Regions from separate parts of the Homo sapiens genome. Here region 2 is linked to region 1. A link is a contact called in ENCODE Hi-C or POLR2A ChIA-PET data. All regions are on one chromosome and are shown on one strand. Each heading gives the region's core, a stretch centred on a gene start or an enhancer-like site at or near the end of the contact. The rest is flanking DNA. Distances are from core to core; before and after follow the strand shown.

What was found. A loop is a pair of places that touch in the nucleus more often than their neighbours do. ChIA-PET counts read pairs that join two places held with the same protein, here RNA polymerase II (POLR2A). Pooled maps may share reads with other maps.
Region 2: a map of dorsolateral prefrontal cortex shows a loop between it and region 1 (5-fold over the local background). The contact joins the promoter of CACNG2 here to the enhancer-like site in region 1. A Hi-C loop is called at or near these places in 16 of 168 maps with a recorded cell type or tissue (A673, CD8-positive, alpha-beta T cell, Calu3 and 13 more), 4 of 37 single-sample maps with no recorded cell type and 13 of 50 pooled maps. POLR2A ChIA-PET finds 5 or more read pairs at or near these places in 4 of 52 experiments (Caco-2, HEK293T, Panc1 and 1 more).

Annotation. Positions count from the first base shown.
Region 1 is chr22:36,658,054-36,662,483 of GRCh38, reverse strand. The region is part of intron 1 of CACNG2 (calcium voltage-gated channel auxiliary subunit gamma 2); the gene reads left to right. Among named protein-coding and RNA genes, the nearest start is that of CACNG2, 43 kb to the left of the region's middle. Within about 2 kb of position 2,588, at least 19 of the 41 ENCODE cell types and tissues checked have a DNase peak (open chromatin) inside an H3K27ac peak, as active enhancers do; they include A673, HCT116, PC-3 and 3 more, where a contact is called at or near this core.
Region 2 is chr22:36,701,817-36,706,246 of GRCh38, reverse strand. CACNG2 (calcium voltage-gated channel auxiliary subunit gamma 2) reads left to right here and starts at 2,495. Exons shown (of 4, transcript NM_006078.5): 1 at 2,495-3,881. The coding sequence starts at 3,671. It overlaps CACNG2-DT (CACNG2 divergent transcript), which reads right to left and starts at 2,371. Exons shown (of 4, transcript NR_134623.1): 1 at 2,255-2,371.

The DNA of each region.
Region 1 (4,430 bases), core at 1,339-3,838:
GTAATTCATGTCATGATTTCAATGTGTGGGTGGGTGGCAGATAAGAGAAGAGAAGGAAGCAGGGGTCAGGTCAGAAAATGGGATGAAGGAGTGAATGAACTGGCAGATCACTGATCGCTCTGCACCTCAGTTTTCCCATCTGTCAAGTGAGGATGTGATCGCTGTAACCGCTTCACAAGATGGCTTAGAATAGCAATGAGTCAGCCAGGTACAGTGGCTCACACCTGTAATCCCAGCACTTTGGGAGGACGAGGCAGGAGGATCATCTGAGGTCAGGAGTTCGAGACCAGCCTGGCCAACATGGCAAAACCCCATCTCTACTAAAAATACAAAAAAAATTGGCCAGGTTTGGTGGTGTGTGCCTATAATCCCAGCTACTAGGGAGGCTGAGGCAGGAGAATTGCTTGACCTGGGAGGTGGAGCTTGCAGTGAGCTGAGATCATGCCACTGCACTCCAGCCCGGGTGACAGAGGGAGACTCCGTCTGAAAAAAAAAAAAAAAAAAAAAAAAAAAAAAAGAATAGCAATGAGTCCATAGGAAGCAGAACCTGTTATCAACACACCAGCCACAAAGCTGCCTTCAAGAGAATATTGCTAGCCCCATTTTCCAGGTGAAGAAACTGAGGCTCAGAAAAGTGTTAAGAGGCTTGGCCAAGGTTCCATGGGAGTGAGGATGGAGACATTGTTCAAATCCAGGCAGCCTGCTTCCCAGGCCCATGAGGCCACCTTGCCTCCAATCCTAGAGCTTTCGTCCTGTGACAGGTTCTGGACAAGGTCCCCCCACAGCTAGGGGACTGTCAGTCTCGGTTACCCTTTCATTTGTTGACATGCAATGGAGCCAATTACAAAAACTACTCTGCCTTCCACCTCAGATGCTGTGGCCCTTCACCAAGGAGGCCTCCGACAAAACAGATTTGGGATGACAGGATCGCTTAATATGCTCGATGCTCTTAGGAACAGAGCAGGGTTCTGTTTTCAATGGCACACCCTAGGCCCCACACGGTTCAAGTCCACACTGAACCTCCTGACATCCCATTCCCATAAGCATGAGAGAAGTTGGATGATTTGTCCCATGTCACTCAGCCCAGAAATGGCCATGATGGGAGGGCAAGTCCACACTTCTCCCACTTCACCGTGTAATCTCCGACTAAGGAAGAAATAAATATGATTCCATCTAACATGCGATCTCAGGAGGCTGCATGTAAATGTTGCTCCCCAGGTGCTTGGAGGAGCTACAGAGAGTCACACCCCATCGGGTACTGCCTCCGACGTACATGGCAGCCTCAGCTCCCCATTCCACTTCCGGACTCCTCTAGAGACTGATAGGAGACTGAATCCAAGCCTGCTCTCAAACGGTGTGCCTGGGAGGGTCCGAGCACGGAGTTGATTGATTTCACGGTAATAGGGCTTAGCACCAAGGAACCTGCCTGCACTCAGAAAGCATGTGCCGGCACTGACACAGGTCATTGGCATCACAGCCAGAAGTCACTGAATGCCCACAGTACACCAAGCCCTGTGCTGGGTACTGCCACTGTATCTCATTTAATCCTGTAACAATCGTCTCCATTTTTCACATGAGGAAACTGAGGCACAGAGGAGAGTAAGTCATTTATCCCAAGTCACATAGCTAGTAAAGAAGCCATGATTTAAAAAACTTTAGCAGAGTAGGTTGTGAGTGAGGACTGGGATGAGGGAAGGCTCTGGGCTGTTATGGGGCAACCTTGCTTCCACGTTTATCTAACAACCCACACCTCCCAGCCCTGGGTGCTTTCAACTGGGGCACTTTGTGGGTGACAACTGGGTGAAACAGCCAAGCGCACACGCTGCCCCGCCCCGCCCGCCTCACCTGGGCAAGGTGGGGGGCCAGGCTGGTGGAAGGAAGGCCACCACACTGAAAGTAGCAGCGTCTTTGTGTTGAGGGGAGCTCAGCGCAGTGTGCTCAATTCCTCTTGAATCACATTGGCAAGAATTCCAGGAGCAGCGTGGAGTTGCCTTGTGATTTTCCAAGACAGAGAGTGAGAATGGGCTGGAATAAAACCAGCAATCGAAAGCAGCATCGGAAGGAAAACAATGCTGAAATGTGACATATGCCTGTGCGCGCCTGGCACTGGAGGGCTGAAGCCGGGTGAGCAGCCCGCAGAAGCCATGGTCACGGGCCCGGCTCCACCAGCAACTGCCCCCCGGCAAGGGTAGGGGGATTTCCTGTTTGATTTGGAAGGGAATTTGGCAAATATTTGCTGAGCAGCCCCTACATGGTGCCAAGTCCTGTCATGAGCACTGGGGACGGGAGATGACTCAGGCATCCCTGCCCTGCAAGAGCTCACGGCCTAGTGAGGGACAATGACACATAAACACAGAACCACATACAAGAAGGTGGGACAGGTCTGTGCCAGGGAATGAGAGCTGACCTGGGAGGCCCCGGCTTGTGCGGGTACCAGGAGCAGAGTCGTGGGGGGATTGTCCCCATCTGCTCCCCAGAGGAGGCTGGGCAGTCAGTGCAAGCTGGAAGCCACCAGCCACTGGGCTACTGTCCTCCCTGCAGCTCTGGTGGCAGGGAGCCAAGGCGAATGAGTCAGGCTCTTCTAGGGGACTGCTTACTCAGGCAGCCAGAGGCAAGAGGAGCTGTGAGGGCCTCCTCTCGGGGGTGGCAGGCTGGGGGAGGGGCCGCGCAGATATTCAAGGTGTTCCATCTGGCTGCTAAATTCCAGCAGTTGGCACAGGCTGGCATTTGAACACAGGTCTTTCTGATCTCCCAAGCAAAGCCTATCTCAGTACATCAGCATTTCACCTGTGTGCCTGTGTCCCCGCACCATCCCACCCCTGCCATTCCCTCCCTCCCCCGGCCCCAGAATCACCCCAGGTCCTGCTTCTTTGGCCCCACTCCTTCCTGGGGCCAGGTAATCTGCTGCCCCTCAGCCCGGGTCACAGGAGAGAACCTGGGTTTTGAAGCCAGGAAGACTCCACGGCATACCCTTCCTGGATTCATGAACTTGGGCAAGGTAATTTGCCTCTCTGAGCCTCAGTTTCCTCACATGAAATAAGTAACGTGAAACAGCACAGTGTTCACTGTGGAGCAGCCTTTGACCTGGTTAACACACTCCTTCCTCTCCTTTCCCGTCCCTGAGAAGTAGCATCAGGGTCGCCATGGGGGACAGCCCTCTCCCCACTCCCTGACTCCACGTGGCCCTGTCCCAGCCTCTTTTCTGACTTGGTAGGGTCGGAGCTTGTGCTGTGGGAAGACAAGTTGCTGCCCAGGCCCTCACCCACAAGAGGACAGAGCCCCCACCCTCCCGCTTTCCCTTAATAATGCCATAGAAATCTCTCAGCAGGCCTGTGCCTACACCTAGCGGGAAGCAGTTGGTATTTTCAGCCCACACCGTCTTAGACTTCTAAGGGCAGTCAGTTTCCTACCCACTGTGTAATGTGGTATTTCCTCCTCTGACTCCAATGCTTCTCTTGCCAAGCCACATGCTGGAGTGAAAGGGCATACATACACTTCGGAGAGCCACCGTCTGGCGCTCCCTCGGCTCCTATAACCTGCACACCCCTTCCTTCCCTCCCAGCGTCATTGCTGTCCCCACCCCAATACCAGGCTCCATCTTATCTTCAGTCTCTGCAGGGAGCCAGTCCTGACCACCCAACCTAAGGAGTCCCTTCCCCGCACACTCTTGCCCTGTCCCCACACCCCGCCTATTCCCCCTGGAGCACTATTGCCCTCTGTGATTACATTATGGTTTGTTACTTTGTTCACTGTCATCATGCCCACAGATTGAAAGCTCCCTGAGGGCAGGAACATTCCTGCTTTGGTCCCTGCAGTGTACCCAGCACCTGGGCAAGGGCTGGATACAGATGTGTTGAATAAAGGACGGAAGGAATTTAAAAAGAGATGGATGAGGAAGACAGGCTTAAATCCCACCCCAACACTTAGAAGCCCTGAGATAGTAAATTATCTAGCTTCTGAGCTGTATTATCCTTATCTAGAAAATGGGAGAAGTAATAACCACTGGAGGGTTATTTTTAAGGCTTTCTCATGTGTGAAAAGCCCAGCATGCAGTGCGTGCTTCTCTCTGCTCCTCTTCCCTCTCCCAGGCCCCATGGCCTCCCTGATGCCTGTCACTACCTGCCCTTATTGGCGAGAGGAGGACTTTCCCTTAATCATAAGGTAGAATCTGCCTTGATCTTGGATTCTTGTCTTGATCTAAAGTTCACAGTTCCGGGCAATCTTCCTTCAAATAAAGACTAGGGTATTTTCCCTCTATACCTGCCCCCACTCAAGTTCATGGGCCATTATTTTTTCACTCCTGTGGCTTTGTGAGGTCTTTGTTCAGATTTGTTTCCCAGATTGGTTTCTTAACAATGCCCACAGACAACGTCAGCAGCCCTGATGCAAACCAGTACCTGCTGTAATACTTGGTAATGATGCACTTATTA
Region 2 (4,430 bases), core at 1,246-3,745, 44 kb before region 1:
GAAGAAGAAGAAGAAGAAGAGGAAGAAAAAGAAGAAGGAGAAGAAGAAGGAGGAGGAGGAGGAGGAGAGGAGGAGGAGGAGAAGGAGGAGGAGGCCAATTTGGATGTAAAAGAGGGGAGGAGAAATGAGAGAAAACCCACACTTATTGAGTGCATACTATGTGTCAGGCACTTCACGTCTACAATTTAATCCTTACTGTGATCACTCCAGCCATTGTTCATCAAGTATCTACTATATATAAAGCTATACTCCAGGTCCCAAAGATATAACAGTGAACAAGACACAGCTGTTGACCTCAAAGAGGTTTCAAATAAGTGAAAGAGACAACACATACACAATTATGAGCTATACGTGCGATGGTGGAGGTCTGAATAGGATAGGTGGCTTGGCAGTAGCTGGGAAGAACTTCAGAAAGGAACAGGTAGGTGCTAAACTGCCCATTTAACATATGGTAAGACTGAGGCTCTAGGAACTTAACTTGTTTGGAGCTATGCCATTACTGAGTAGCAGAGTCAAGCTGTGCCCCAGGCCCATTCTGTCTCCAGTAGTCTCTGCACTGTCCATGCTGGCAGCCTAAAAGCTGTTGCTTTCCTCCCCCACCCCTTTCCCTTTTCTCAATGATCATCTGGCCAGAAGATTAATCAAATGCTGCTAAAGCTGCAGCCGTTGTCAGTGGCTAAGATGTTAGCAGATTCTGTGGACAAACAGAAGCTTCTGAGCCTCTGTTACTGATTTCTTTTGAGCAAAACCTTCAGGGGTTGGTCTGAAAGGGGGAGAGAGATGAGAAGAATGGCTCTATCTGCAGTCTAAAGGGATTTTTGGACAGGTCAAAGACAACCAAGGTGACAGCAATAAGTGAGGGCAAGGCTCTTTGGCTCATGTGACTACCCCCAACCTTCTCTCCACTCCCCCCAAAAGCTTAGCCTATCTCAGAGGAGGACTTGTTGCCTGCCCCTCACCTTTGCTTCAAGGACAGAAGAAAATCAGCCACCTGAGCCACTGGCTGAACTTGCTAGGTTCCCTGCTGTATGGGATCAGCAGATTAGCCCTCTCCATTCCTGTACCCATCCCCATCTTCACAGGACAAGAAACCAAAGTGGAGAAGTCTTCAGCCTGCAAATATAGCTCTTGCTGTACCCCAAAGGTACCTTAGCAGAGGTTGAGGAAATCTTGGTTCTGTTCTCCAGACACCAGGACCCTCTCCCAGATACCAGAAGCACAGCAATTGCCCCTCATGGGAGCCTTTCCCTTCTAAGAAAAGAACAGAGTGGGAGAAAGGAAGTTTTGTGCTGGGCGAAGAAACAGGTAGTTTTTCTATGTCAAAAAAAATACACTGGTCATACCTGCAGACCAACTCTGACCTGAGCGAAGGAAGTTAGGCAATGGACTTTACACCAAAGAAAGACTGTTTTTAATTCACTCATCTTTTATATACCTCTGATAATCACCAGACCACTGAGAAAGATGTCAAGCAAATAATCTCAAGAAAAAAAGTAGAGGGAGAGAGAAGAAAGTACTGAATAATTGAATTATGGGATTGAAACCTCTCAACTCCCCCTGCCTCAATAGACTCATCATACTCACATCCTCTCCAGGGTCCCCCCCGCAACACACACACACACAAAATATCAAAAACATGAACCCATCTCATGCCTCATGTGCTCTTACTCACTTAACCATAAAAGTGATCAGAGAAAAAAATGTAATCCGTAGCAGCAGGAATTAATGTGCTTCTTTCTACCAGAGGTCACGTTAAGGAAAAGTTGCACATAAGAGAAATGAAAGGTGACACTGTAATTAACCCACAAACAATGATTCTTCTGAGAAAGAGGGGAGGGTTTCGGTGTTCCAGTGTTCATGGAAGGAAGATTTTTTATCTCTTCCCAACCAGTTTATGAATGACATAGGATACTTAGAAGGATTCACATTTCACCCACTTCCCCTGAGAACATGTTTATCCTTGCAATGAAAATCATTGCCCAAGCCCCAGCTACGAGTCGCCCTTTTGCACCCTTTTCCACGAATAATCTTCCCAAAATGTCTGCTTGTAGAAGCAAGATTTGGAATTTCACGGAAAACTACAGAGAGACACAGAGCAATGCACACCCCCTGGTAAGCCAGAGAGAGACAAAGAGAAGAGAGAGGAAAACCGAAAGAAGATACATCTAACGGACCAACAAAATAAAACAAATCCCCAGCAAAGCAAAGTGAAAACAATGATTTAAAAAACACATAAAGACGTGTTTGTAATTACCCGTCCAGGTTACATGTTCGCCGCTTCCAGGCAGAGAAACGGCTGGTTGAAGTTTTGTGCCCGTCTGACTGTGATGGGAGGGTTGTATTTGAAGCTCTGGGCACGTAGAGATGGAATGAGAAGGAGGCTGAGCTGGAAGAAACACCAAGGGGGGAGGGAAGGGGGGAGAGAGAGAGAGAGAGAGAGAGAGAAAGAGAGAGAGAGAGAGAGAGAGAGAGAGAGAGAGAGAGAGCGCGAGCTATCTCTAGCTACGCCTTCCTCTAAGCTCCGGGAGCCCAGGAGAGCGCTCATTTTAGGATTTGGGAGAGGGGTAAAAAGAGGAAAGGCGGCCCCCGCTCTGCGCTGGCCTTGCTGCCCCGGGGAGGGAGGACTCTGGCCAGCGCCCCCCTCCTGGCGGGCGGCCCTGGGAGCCAGCCGGGGAGCGCGCGGAGCGGGCGGCGCAGGGAGCTGTCCGGTTCAGCACCACCCGTAATGCAGTAGGTGGGAGCGCCTCCGCGGGCGCCCAGCCGGTAGCGAGTGGGGGGCAGGCGCGCGGCCCACCCTGCAGCAAGACGCCGGCTCCCTCGTTTCCAGGAGCTTTGCAGATAGGGGGAGGGAAATCCGCCTCGATTCTCCAGGAGAAACCCCCTCTCTCCCCCACTTCGCCAACACTACCCCCGCCACCAACAACAATAACCGCCGCCGCTGCTCGTCCTGCTGCCGCCGCCGCCGCCGCGCCTGCCCGCCCTGCCGCCGCCGCCGCCGCCGCCGCCGCTGCCCGGGCAAAACCATGGAAAGCGAGACCCCCGCACCTGTGCAGCTGAGCTCAAGGGCTTACAGAATACTGGGAAGTCTGGTCTGAAACGAAAGCGCCGAGACCCCCCAAGGAAGAGAACTGGCGAAGCAAAGGATTTTCATGGCGCAGGCCGCAGAGCCGAGAACGAAGACCGAAGGTTGCATCTCGGCTCTCACAGTCTCTAACTGTCTAGGTCCCGACCATGAGAAATGGTGTTGAGAATTCGGCTGTTCCCTGGTTCACTGTGGAAGCCATCTCCAAATTAACTATCACATATGGAAACTGGAGACCAGAATTTTAGAAAAAGAGATTAAGGCATCTCACTTGGGGGGGTGGGGGGTGTCTTTTTATTTTTTTTTTCCTTTTCTTTTTAAAAAAAAAACACTGCAACTGGAACAGTTTCTGATCTCAAAAGGCAAGCCTCTTCCCGTGTGATCTTTATAATTTACACTCTTTTCCGTGAGCTTTCTTACCTCCCTTTTTTTATAACTCTCCATATTCTCTATTCATACATATATCCATTATATTAGTAGTGGAATAATTTTTATTTTTATTTATTTTTTTTGGCTTTAGTACTTGCACCCTCACACACACTCTCCCGAGAACCAGAAGTCGGTTGGGTGTTTATATAATGAAGAATTATGGGGCTGTTTGATCGAGGTGTTCAAATGCTTTTAACCACCGTTGGTGCTTTCGCTGCCTTCAGCCTGATGACCATAGCTGTGGGAACCGACTATTGGCTCTACTCCAGAGGGGTTTGCAAGACCAAAAGTGTCAGTGAGAATGAAACCAGCAAAAAGAACGAGGAAGTTATGACCCATTCCGGATTATGGAGAACCTGCTGCCTAGAAGGTACTTGACTTCCCATCTCCTCCCCCCTCTCCACCCCACCCCTCCCCTTTCACTCCCCCCTCCCCACCCTCCTCCAAATAAGTCCCCTTTACATTCCACCATTTTCTTAGTTCACTCCTTCCACCACCAATCAAGGTTGGTTGGGTTAGTTTCAGAGGAAAGAAAATCAATAAGCAAAACCCATACTCTACTCCCTCGCCTCCGCCACCCCCTCATCCCCTCAAACATCCTCATTGGAATAATCTATGACATGGTGAAAACGACAAGAGATTGTCTCTAAAAGTCAAAGGTGTTCTGCCTGCTTTGGAGTCATTAGGATTTACCATCCGATTTAGCATTGCCATCTATGAGAGGGTAAAATAATTGCTTCTGTGTATGCTGTTTCTCTTTTCGCAATGAAGAATTCAAAAATGCTCTTCCCTTTTCCCTCCTCTTCTCCTTACTCCCCAAAAGTCCTAGACACACCACCATCTGCAAATCTCCTTATTTAAAAAAGAATATGTTGTTTCTAAGAATCCTTATTTGGTAAATCCTAATTATTCCAGGATC